2 separate regions of the Homo sapiens genome follow, and region 2 is linked to region 1. The links are chromatin contacts, found by Hi-C or POLR2A ChIA-PET in ENCODE. All regions are on one chromosome and are shown on one strand. Each heading gives the region's core, a stretch centred on a gene start or an enhancer-like site at or near the end of the contact. The rest is flanking DNA. Distances are from core to core; before and after follow the strand shown. Region 1 overlaps CSRP1-AS1 (CSRP1 antisense RNA 1). Region 2 holds the start of ELF3-AS1 (ELF3 antisense RNA 1).

Region 1 (5,020 bases), core at 151-2,650:
GGCTGTAGAGGTGAATCCAGCTGTGGTGAGAAATGGATGAGGTGGAGGTAGGCAGGTGATTCCCTGCAAGGGAGAAAGAATGGGGCTCAGATGTTGGATTTAACAGAGAATGGGAGATTTGAGGCAGTGTGGCCCAGTGGTCAGAGTGCAAGCTTTGGAGTCAGGACGGCAATCAAATCCCAGATTCACTGCATCCTAACTGTGTAACCTTGAATTCTCCTCTGGGAAACAGAAATGATCTTGATAATAGCTATGCAGTAGGGTTGCTGGGAAGATTTGATAAGATGATGGAGGTAAAGCATTGCATCCAGTGGCTGGCACAGACCCCCAAATCTTCCCCTTTTCTCTTTAATTGATTTTGTGGTTTGAGGCTCTTAAATGGCAAGAAATCATTTGCATGAATAAAGAGCCATTCTTCCAAGCACTTCCCTCCTAGTTTTCTGGGAGAGCCACTGGAAGCCAGGATTCAGAGTTCCATCCTGCAAAAGCTGAGCTGAGCTAGCCAGGAAGGAGGAGGAGCTGACTGTGGCCCAAGGGCTGGGAAGCAAGGCAGAAGGGGAGAATCCAGCCCTAATTCCCACGCTGCTGGTGCCAGTGAGGCTGACTGTGGGAAAACCTTGTCAGGGGTCACACTTTGGGATCTCTAGGAGCAAGGTGCTCTGTGAATGCTTATCTCAGATTCTCTCCACCCCTGGCCCTTTCAGTGCCCCCAGCCCAACTCCGGGGAGAGTATGAGTGACTGACAGGCCCTGCTGCAGCTGCAGCCTCCTCACTGTGGGTACAGATGTGCTCAGCAGCAGCTGTGACACGGAGCCCACACCTGTTCCCTAGATCAGCTGCTGTAACTGTACTCCTGGGAAAGCAGGCCAGGTGCTCAGGCCTTGCCAAAGCCAGGTCAGAAAGCAGGTGGAAAGTCGGGCATCTGCCTGTCATAGCAGCGGTGGAGGCTGCCTGGAAGGTCATGAGGCCCTGGGAGTCTCAGCTACAGACTGGGCTCCTCTTCCAGCCCACGCTTGTCCCCAGCTGTACGCCTCCCACAGGCCCTCTGTGGTTTCCTGACCCCCTCCCTGGGCACCACCACATTGGGGTGGGAGAGACTGAGGAGCTAGGAAGGAGGCGGGGAGTCTTGAATGGGATGCCTCTGGCCATCTGTTATTCTGGGCCTGTAAGCTGTAAAGTCAGGGGACTTGTCCTGGGAGGTGGGGGTGCCCTGGAGCTGAGCAGCAACAAGGACCGGAGGAGTCAAAGAGAACTGAGGCAGGGAGAGGCCAAGGATGAGGGTGCGTCTGGAAATGAGAGCAGGAGAGCCTCTTGCGTGGCTTTGGCTGTGGAGACCTTCGTTCCGGAGACTCTGGGCTGCCACGGGAGAATTCCACTAAGCATGTGTCGGGGGCAGGCCCGGGCAGGCGGCCGTGGGAGCGCTGCACACACTCTGCTCCAGGCCTTGGCCAGCTAAAGTGCCGCTCTGGGAGAGCCTGGATACCGGGTGAATCCAGAAATCCCAGGTCCCTGGGAAAATTTCAACAAGGCAACTCTGACACGCGTCCTCTGACACCCAGACCGACACAATATATTGCTCACGCCAATACACATAAAAACCTCCCGATAGAAAACCAGATGGTGAGTTGGCATTGCTGATGTCTGGATTCTACACCCACACCCCACATAGTGCTTATAAAGAACACACCCTCCACTCATCCAGCCCACCCCACTTTCAGGGAGAGGAATCTTGAGCCTGCGATGCTCATAATGATGCTAACGCCTCAATGGAACGGTGCTCGCCAATTTCCCCAGTATCTCTGACAGTGCCGTGCCAGAAGAAACAGCACATGTGGCAAGCAGCTCCCGGCCAGATGTGGGACACTGCTGACCCCTGCTGGCGCTTTTCTCTCCACGCCAACCAGGGAGAGCCCCAGGGAGAATGCAGTATTGGAAAAACCTTGCAATCTGTCTGGGAGGGGTAGGAAGAAATACCCCAGCTCAGAATCTCCTCATCTGGAGTGCCTTTGACGAGACTAAGATGAAATTACAGTAAACCCAGACTGAGTTTCTGGGAGGAGTGAGACAGACTAATAGTATGTCCCCCTTCAGCCTTTGTGGCCTGGAAAACCCTGCTGCCAATCCCCTTGAAACTAAATTGGGAAACCATTAGCAACACTCCTTTAGCCAAGCTCAACCTTTAGGAGGAAAAAAAAAAGTAAGAAAGAAAGAAAAAGAAAAGAAAAGAAAAGAAAAAAAACACCATCCACAAGTAGCCCAAGATTTTCCAGTTACAATCAACCCCTTCCTTACCCACCCCCTGTCCTGCCCCAACGCCTTGCAGAGTCTTTGTGAAGTTTTAGCTTAATTTATTGTGGGTTTAATATTCCCCTTAGACTAAGATGTAATCATCATGGGTTTAATACTTTTCTTTCCATGAGAGACAGTAGCACTGTGCTCTTTGAAAAATCTTTACTAAGACCAGGTGTGGTGGCTCACGACTGTAATCCCAGCACTTTGGGAGGCCTAGGTGGGTGGATCATCTGAGGTCAGGAGTTCGAGACCAGCCTGGCCAACATGGCGAAATCCCGGCTCTACTAAAAGTACAAAAATTAGTCGGGTGTGGTGGTGGGTGCTTGTAATCCCAGTTACCTGGGAGGCTGAGGCAGGAGAATTGCTTGAACCCGGGAGACAGAGGTTGCAGTGAGCCGAGATCGTGCCACTTCACTCCAGCCTAGGTGACAAGAGTGAAACATAAAAAAAAAAAAAAATCACTTTGTACCCACAGAGACGAAGTTCAAGTCTTCCAGAATCTCTACTGGAATAGTCATAGCGACCAAAGGAGGACCAGGACTCTGATAATTCCAACAGAATTAGTATGGAAGCCCCACAGCACAGAGAAGTGTTTCCATTATTAAAACTCTTTTCTCTGTCTGGGCATGGTGGCTTGACCCTGTAATCCCAGCACTTTGGGAAGCCAAGACGGGCAGATTGCTTGCATCCAGTAGTTCGAGACCAGCCTTGGCAAGGTGACAAAACCCCATCTCTATAAGAAATACAAAATAATTAGTTCATGTCTGTGGTTCCAGCTATCCGGGAGGCTGAGGTGGGAGGATCACCTGAGCCCAGGAGGCGGAGGTTGCAGTGAGTCGAGACTGCACTACTGCACTGCACTCCAGCCTGGGCAACAGAGTGAGACCCTGTCTCAAACAACAACAACAACAACAACAACAACAACACAACCCTTTCTCTCCTTTGCACCCTACTCTAGACCCAGAGCTCTTTTTCACTTTGTTGTTAAACTCCATGAATTGTGTGTAGACCCCCTATCACTCTACAACCCATCACCATTAGGCCTCCACTCTGAACACTCCTACAAAGGCAATCATGGGCCTCTTAATAGCTAATCTAATGTACATATTCCAGTTCTCATTTTACTTGCCCTCTATAGCATCTGACATTTTAACGTCTATTCATTCATTATTTATTTTAAAATTTATTATGAACTATTTTAGGCCTGCAAAAGGTATACAGAATAATATAACAAACATATCTGTTCCATTAGTCAGGGTTCTCCAGAAAAGCAGAATCAATAGAATGTACACTATAGATAGACAGGGAGGGGATGGAGGGGGAAAGAGAGGCGGGAGGGAGAGGGAGAAATAGAGAGAGGGAGAGAGAAAGAGATTTATTATAAGGAATTGGCTCATGCAATTGTAGAAACTGACAAGTCCCAAGATCTGCAGGGTGAGTCAGCAAGCTGGAGACCTAGGAGAGTCTATAGCATGTTAGTTCCAGTCCAAAGTCTGAAGGCCTTAGAAACAGGAGGGCTGATGATGTAGTTCCCATCCAAAAGCCAGCAAGTTCAAGACCCAGGAAGAACCAGTGTTTCAGTTCAAGTCTGAAGGCAGGAAAAAGCCAATGTCCCAGTTTGAAGGCAGTTAGGCAAGAGGAATTCGCTTTTACTTAGGGGAGAGTCAGCCTTTCTCGTTCTATTTAGGCCATCAACTGATTGGATAAGGCCCACCTATATTAGAGAGGGCAATTTGCTTTACTCATTCTACTGATTTAAATGTTAATCTCAACCAAAAACACCCTCACAGAAACATCCAGAATAATATTTTACCAAATATCTGGGCATCTTTTGGCCCAGACAAGTTGACACATAAAATTTAACCATCACATCTGTAAATGCCCTGAGTTTAAGAAATAAAGCATTACGGCCGGGTGCGGTGGCTCATGCCTATAATCCCAGCACTTTGGGAGGCCAAGGCGGGCAGATCATGAGGTCAGGAGATCGAGACCATCCTGGCTAACACGGTGAAACCCCATCTCTACTAAAAATACAAAAAATTAACCAGGCGTTGTGGCAGGCACCTGTAGTCCCAGCTACTCCAGAGGCTGAGGCAGGAGAATGCCATGAACCTGGGAGGTGGAGCTTGCCGTGAGCTGAGATCGTGCCACTGCACTCCATCCAGCCTGGGCGACAGAGCGAGACTCCGTCTCAAAAAAAAAAAAAAAGAAATAAAGCATTACAAATATAGTTTAAGCTCCTCCTCTATTGCATTCCTTTCTCTCCCCCCAGAGGAAACGTTATTCTGAACTTGGAGTTAATTATTCCCATGCATATGTTTTTTTTTTACTATATTATACACTCTATATGCATTGCATTTTAACTATATGAATAACATCATGCTGTGTATATTCTTCTACAATTTTCTTTTTTGACTCAACAAATTTGTAAAGTTCATCCATGTTAATGCATATAGCTTTAGTTTACTCATTTTCACTGCTGTATAATATTCCATTGTACAACTACATTCTAATTTATTTATTTTATTTTATTTTTCTTTGAGATAGAATTTCACTCTGTTGCCCAGGCTGGAGTGCAATGGCGTAATCTCGGCTCACTGCAACCCTGCCTTCCGGTTTCAAGCGATTCTCCTGCCTCAGCCTCCCAAGTAGCTGGGATTACAGGTGCCCACCACCACGCCTGGCTAATTTTTGTATATTTAGTAGAGATGGGATTTCACCTTGTTGG
Region 2 (4,700 bases), core at 926-3,425, 480 kb before region 1:
AGTCTGGGGAGGGGGTCATCTCTAGCACTCTGTGGAGGGGCAGGGATGGGACAAGACAGGCTGGGGAAGGAAGGAGAAAACGGGTTCTCACCAAAGGGCCCTGGGTCTAGGGCCTCCTGGAAGGCCATGCCATCCTTCTCCAGCAGCTCAATGATCCAACTGAGCTCATCAGAAGAGCTGGAAGCTGACAAGGAAGGAAGGAAGGGTCACACTCCCCTAATCCCTCCCTCAAGGGCTCTCTCTGGCTGTGCAGCTGGCCCAGAGCTCCAGGGCCTGCCTACGGCCACACTGAACTCGACTCAGCTCAACATGTGGAGCTGCTCCCCAGCCTCCAGGGGCCTGGACTCACTGAGGTCTCGCAGCTGGGCATGGAGTTGGTCCCCCAGAGGCCCAAAGACCAGACGCAGCTCCTCAAGGGCACAATTGCAGAGGGTGGCGCCATCCATGTCACATCGTGAGAAGTCAATGGCGCTTGCGTCGTACTTGTTCTTCTCCACTTGGTAGCTGATCCAGTCCAGAACCTGCGTCTTCGACCAGAACTGGGGCTGTTCCCCCAACCAGCTGGCCTTCTCTGCAAGGGCCAGGCAGGGAAACAGGCTCAGCTCAGGCCACCCAGCAGACCTTACAGCCCCATTTTTTTTTTTTTTTTTGAGATGGAGTCTCACTCCTGTCACCTAGGCTGGGGTGCAATGGCACAATCTCGGCTCACAGCAACCTCCACCTCCCAGGTTCAAGCGATACTCCTGCGTCAGCCTCCCCAGTAGCTGGGATTATAGGTGCCCACCACCACGCTGGGATAAATTTTTTTTTGTATTTTTAGTAGAGACGGGGTTTCACCATGTTGGCTAGGCTGGTCTCGAACTCTTGACCTCAGGTGATCCGCTCAGCTCAGCCTCCCAAAGTGCTGGGATTACAGGCGTGAGCCACCACTCCCAGCCCACACAGCCCCATTCCTGGAGCACACTGGGGATTCACACCTCAGCCCTTGGAGCCATCCCAAGAGTAGGGGCAGGAGGTAGCATTCACAACACCCTTGTCCTGGTATCTGACACCTCCCTCTGCCTGTCACAGCCCCACAACCCCCAGCACCTCAGTCACTAAGTCTCAGCCTCTAGCCCTGGAATTTGCCTAGAGACCCTCCTCCCTGCCTATTCCCCCATTTGTCTAACAGGCCCTTAGATGGATCTGTCTCCCACTCCGTGCCCCATCCCACCCCGCTGAGACCCACCTGTACCCTCCAATGACATCTGGGGGTTGCTCAGGGTCAGTACCAAGTCATCGGCCCCAAAGGTGGCAGCAGGGGGAACAGAGGCCAGGGTGGAGTCCTCCGAGCTGTACATCGCACTGAAGTAGTTGCTAAAAATGTTGCTAATCTCACAGGTTGCAGCCATGAGGCTACCTGTGGGTAGGGGGAGAGAGGATGAGGTTGGTGAGGGGACGAGGGTCCTCTCCTTACACTCCCAGCTACTCTGCTTTGCCCAACCCTGGGCAAGAGTAGCCCCCAGGGGCAGGAAGATCAGCAACTCTGCGGACACCGTCTCTTCAAGAAGGGCTCCAAGATCTCAGACCAGGGCAGGACCACAGGAGCCTCCAGCTGGGCTTCCCTCCTCAGATCTCTGGGGCCCTGGAGCCAGACTAGCGGCGTCATGGCCATTCTGCCTTCCCAGAGACAATCTCTCTCTGTTCTTTGACCCTCAGGACACCTACGCTCTTGCTCGGAGATCCTAGACTGGAGTGTGCAGGTTCAGAACTGCAAATCCTCTGGACCCCTCTGCAGTTTCCCAAGAGCTGGGCTAGGGAATGACAGGCGGGGAATCCTACCGGAGTGGCGGAGTCCGGCTGTGGCAGGCAGGCCGGCAGGCGGGAGAGAAATCCAGTTCCGCCAGGTAGCGCTGAGGTATCTGGCCGCTGCGCTCCCCTACCCGGCTCTAAATAGAGCCTGGAGGGAGCTCCTCCCTGAGCTCAGGGCTTTATAGTGTGTCCCCTGCAGTAACCTGAGCTGGTGTCTCATTGGATGGAGGGGATTTCCTGGCCTTTAGACTGGGCTCCTGGCCCCAGGTGATTTGCATATTCAGTGCCACTTGGCCCGGATCTTAGCAGGCAGTGCTGGGAAATCAGGCCCGGCTGGTTTAATGATTGTCAGAGTCTGTCATCCCGCACCCTCTGGGGTTGGGCACGGGGCACTGGCCTGGGCAGGTGGCGGGAACGTTGCTGGGGTGGGCATCTGTGCTTTCGGCTGCCCTCTGGCCCAGGAAATTCCTCCCAGGGGCCAGGCCAGAGATGGGCCAGGCAGGGGGAGGGCAAGTGAGGGAACATGAACCCCTGGCTGACCTGAGTCAGAAAGCTGCTGGCCCCTAAATTCCAGAGATTCAGCAACAAAGAGGCCTAGTAGGGAGAGGAGTTACTAGGTTTAGGGGTTTTTCCCAGAACACCCAGGACTCTGGCCAGGGGCTGGAAGGTGCTCCAGGCTCAATGCTGGGCAATACTCATGGATTAATTGGTGCTGGCTGGGCCTGCCAGCCTAGTCGTGGCCCCAGGGTCCCCACTAAAGGGCTCCTTCTCCAGCGCCCACTCTGTTGGCAAGGTCTTCACTACCATCACCTGCCTGGACTCCATCCAAGCATCAGGGTTGCTGCAGTCGCTCCTGAAGAGACCCGGCTCTGCTTGAAAGTTCTTCCCTCAGCGCCTGCTGGAGCCCTCCCTGCCGGAGTTGCCAGAATCCACACGGGTAAGTTCATCCCTGCTCTCTGGACCCCATCTAATCTCTGGTTCACTCGGCCCAGTTTTCCAGTACCTTCTGCTGCCCTCTAGTGGTCAGAAGCCTGACTACCTGGGTCACGTCATTCAAAGAAGAGGGAATGCATAGTATTAATATATTTACCAAGCACTTTTCAACATATTCTCTCATTTAATCCTCACACCAAAAAAGTCCTGTAAGGAATGCATGGTTATTCCCATTTTATAGACATGAAAGTTGCAGTGTGGAGGGTTCCCTTAGAATGGCTTGCCCAGGCCACACAGAGTTGGTGAAGGGGTGGAGCTGAGATTCACATCCAGGTATGCAGGTGTGTTGTACACAAAACCCTCGCTCTTTCCCTGCACAGGATTCAATGTCTTCGGGCTTCAGAGTCTTCCCATCCAGCTCCATGGCCAGAGCCCTTGCCTTCCCTGTGGGCAGAGTCCCCCATGTCTGTGGTTGTCTCTATGGACTCAGCCCGAAACACAATGGATAGTGTCTTATAGACCCTTCTTGAGACCCTGAATGGGGTAATACAGGTGGTTGAGGCAGGAGACTTGTAGCCAGCATCTGCAACTGTGTGATCTTGGATGAGACCCTTGGAGTCTGTGCTTGTTTCCCCATCTATAAAAAATGAGGTTGTCTGAATTTAATAATCCCTAAGATCTCTTCCAGATCTAGTATTTTGTTTATTTTGTTTTGAGGTGGAGTCTCGCTCTGTCGCCCAGGTTGGAGTGCAGTGGCGTGATCTCTGCTCACTGCAACCTCTGACTCCTGGGTTCAAGCGATTCTCCTGCCTCAGCTTTCCGAGTAGCTGGGATTACAGGCGCCCGCTGCCATGCCCGGCTTTCTGTATTTTTAGTAGAGACGGGGTTTCACCATGTTAGCCAGGATGGACTCGATCTCCTGACCTCATGATCTGCCTGCCTCAGCCTCCCAAAGTGCTGGGATTACAGGCATGAGCTACTGCGCCCAGCCCATATCTAGATTTTTATGCATTTGAAATGTAGGATCCGGTGGCTCACACCTGTAATCACTGCGTCTCAAAAAAAAAAAAACAAAAACAAAAAAATGTAGGATCTGTGTGACCCCCCTCCATTAATGCACAACTTGGGGAGTTCCTGGCCACCCTCAGCCAGGGTGGGTGAAACGGTTACTCAAACAAAAGGTGACTCCACCTTCTACAGATACTTCTTTCTTTAACTCTATAGCCTGAGGACTAAGAAAGTCCTGCGCAGAGAATCTGCTTCTTACCTTACCTTCTTCCTCTCTGAAGCTCCCAGGTGCCTAGGAGAGAGTTAATGTCCAGGATCCCCCCGCCCCCCCGCCCCCGCACTGGGCCAGTGCAGGCAGGAGAGCCTGGGGCTCAGTAGGATTTTCCCCAGCCCTTCAGGGGGCCTCCCCCAAGGAGCCTGAGGCAGGCACACCCTCCACCCAGTCCCTCACCCAGGAATGTGGGAGAACCGGCTTCTAGCCCCAGGGCTGCTCACGTGCTCCCTGCCCTGAAGAGCATCTGGCTGGGGCTCCCGGGATGGCGGGGTGAACAGGAGGATGTACGAGAAAAATGAGAAGGCTGTCAGCTCCCTTGCCTTCTTGGGGCTTCCTCACCGCTGACATGGAGCTGAGATAAGGAATCCCTACAGGCTGGCAGCTTGAGATAAGTGAGAAAGACTTGGATTTGAGGTCAGTGCCTTGGAGGCATGGGGATGGGGGTGGGGAGAAGGTTCCAGGATAGTGGTGAAGAGAGCTATGGAGCAGGATGCCAGGGGCTTCCCAGTATTCTGTGATGGCAAAAACAACCCACTGGCCTCCCCTCTCCCCACAGAGCTTGCCCACACGGCAGCACAGCCTCATCTTTGGGATGGGAGAATGTCCTACAAAAGGACAGGCACATCCAGTAGTCCTGTCAGGTACCAAGGTGGTGAGTGAGGCAGGCTGCACAGCTCAGGATACCCACGCTATG

What was found. Hi-C counts contacts between places; a loop is a spot of excess contacts on that map. ChIA-PET counts read pairs that join two places held with the same protein, here RNA polymerase II (POLR2A). Pooled maps may share reads with other maps.
Region 2: a pooled map shows a loop between it and region 1 (2.6-fold over the local background). The contact joins the promoter of ELF3-AS1 here to the enhancer-like site in region 1. A Hi-C loop is called at or near these places in 1 of 50 pooled maps. POLR2A ChIA-PET finds 5 or more read pairs at or near these places in 5 of 52 experiments (K562, MCF 10A, WTC11 and 1 more).

Annotation. Positions count from the first base shown.
Region 1 is chr1:201,527,787-201,532,806 of GRCh38, reverse strand. The region is part of intron 1 of CSRP1-AS1 (CSRP1 antisense RNA 1); the gene reads right to left. All of the region lies in intron 1 of LOC124904484 (a long non-coding RNA gene), which reads left to right. Among named protein-coding and RNA genes, the nearest start is that of NAV1, 8.8 kb to the left of the region's middle. Within about 2 kb of position 1,400, at least 13 of the 41 ENCODE cell types and tissues checked have a DNase peak (open chromatin) inside an H3K27ac peak, as active enhancers do.
Region 2 is chr1:202,007,828-202,012,527 of GRCh38, reverse strand. It overlaps ELF3-AS1 (ELF3 antisense RNA 1), which reads left to right and starts at 2,175. Exons shown (of 2, transcript NR_146472.1): 1 at 2,175-2,728. ELF3 (E74 like ETS transcription factor 3) reads right to left here and starts at 1,941. Exons shown (of 9, transcript NM_004433.5): 1 at 1,822-1,941; 2 at 1,229-1,399; 3 at 350-571; 4 at 92-184. The coding sequence starts at 1,391. RefSeq lists enhancers at 107-1,041, 1,042-1,975, 3,702-4,343.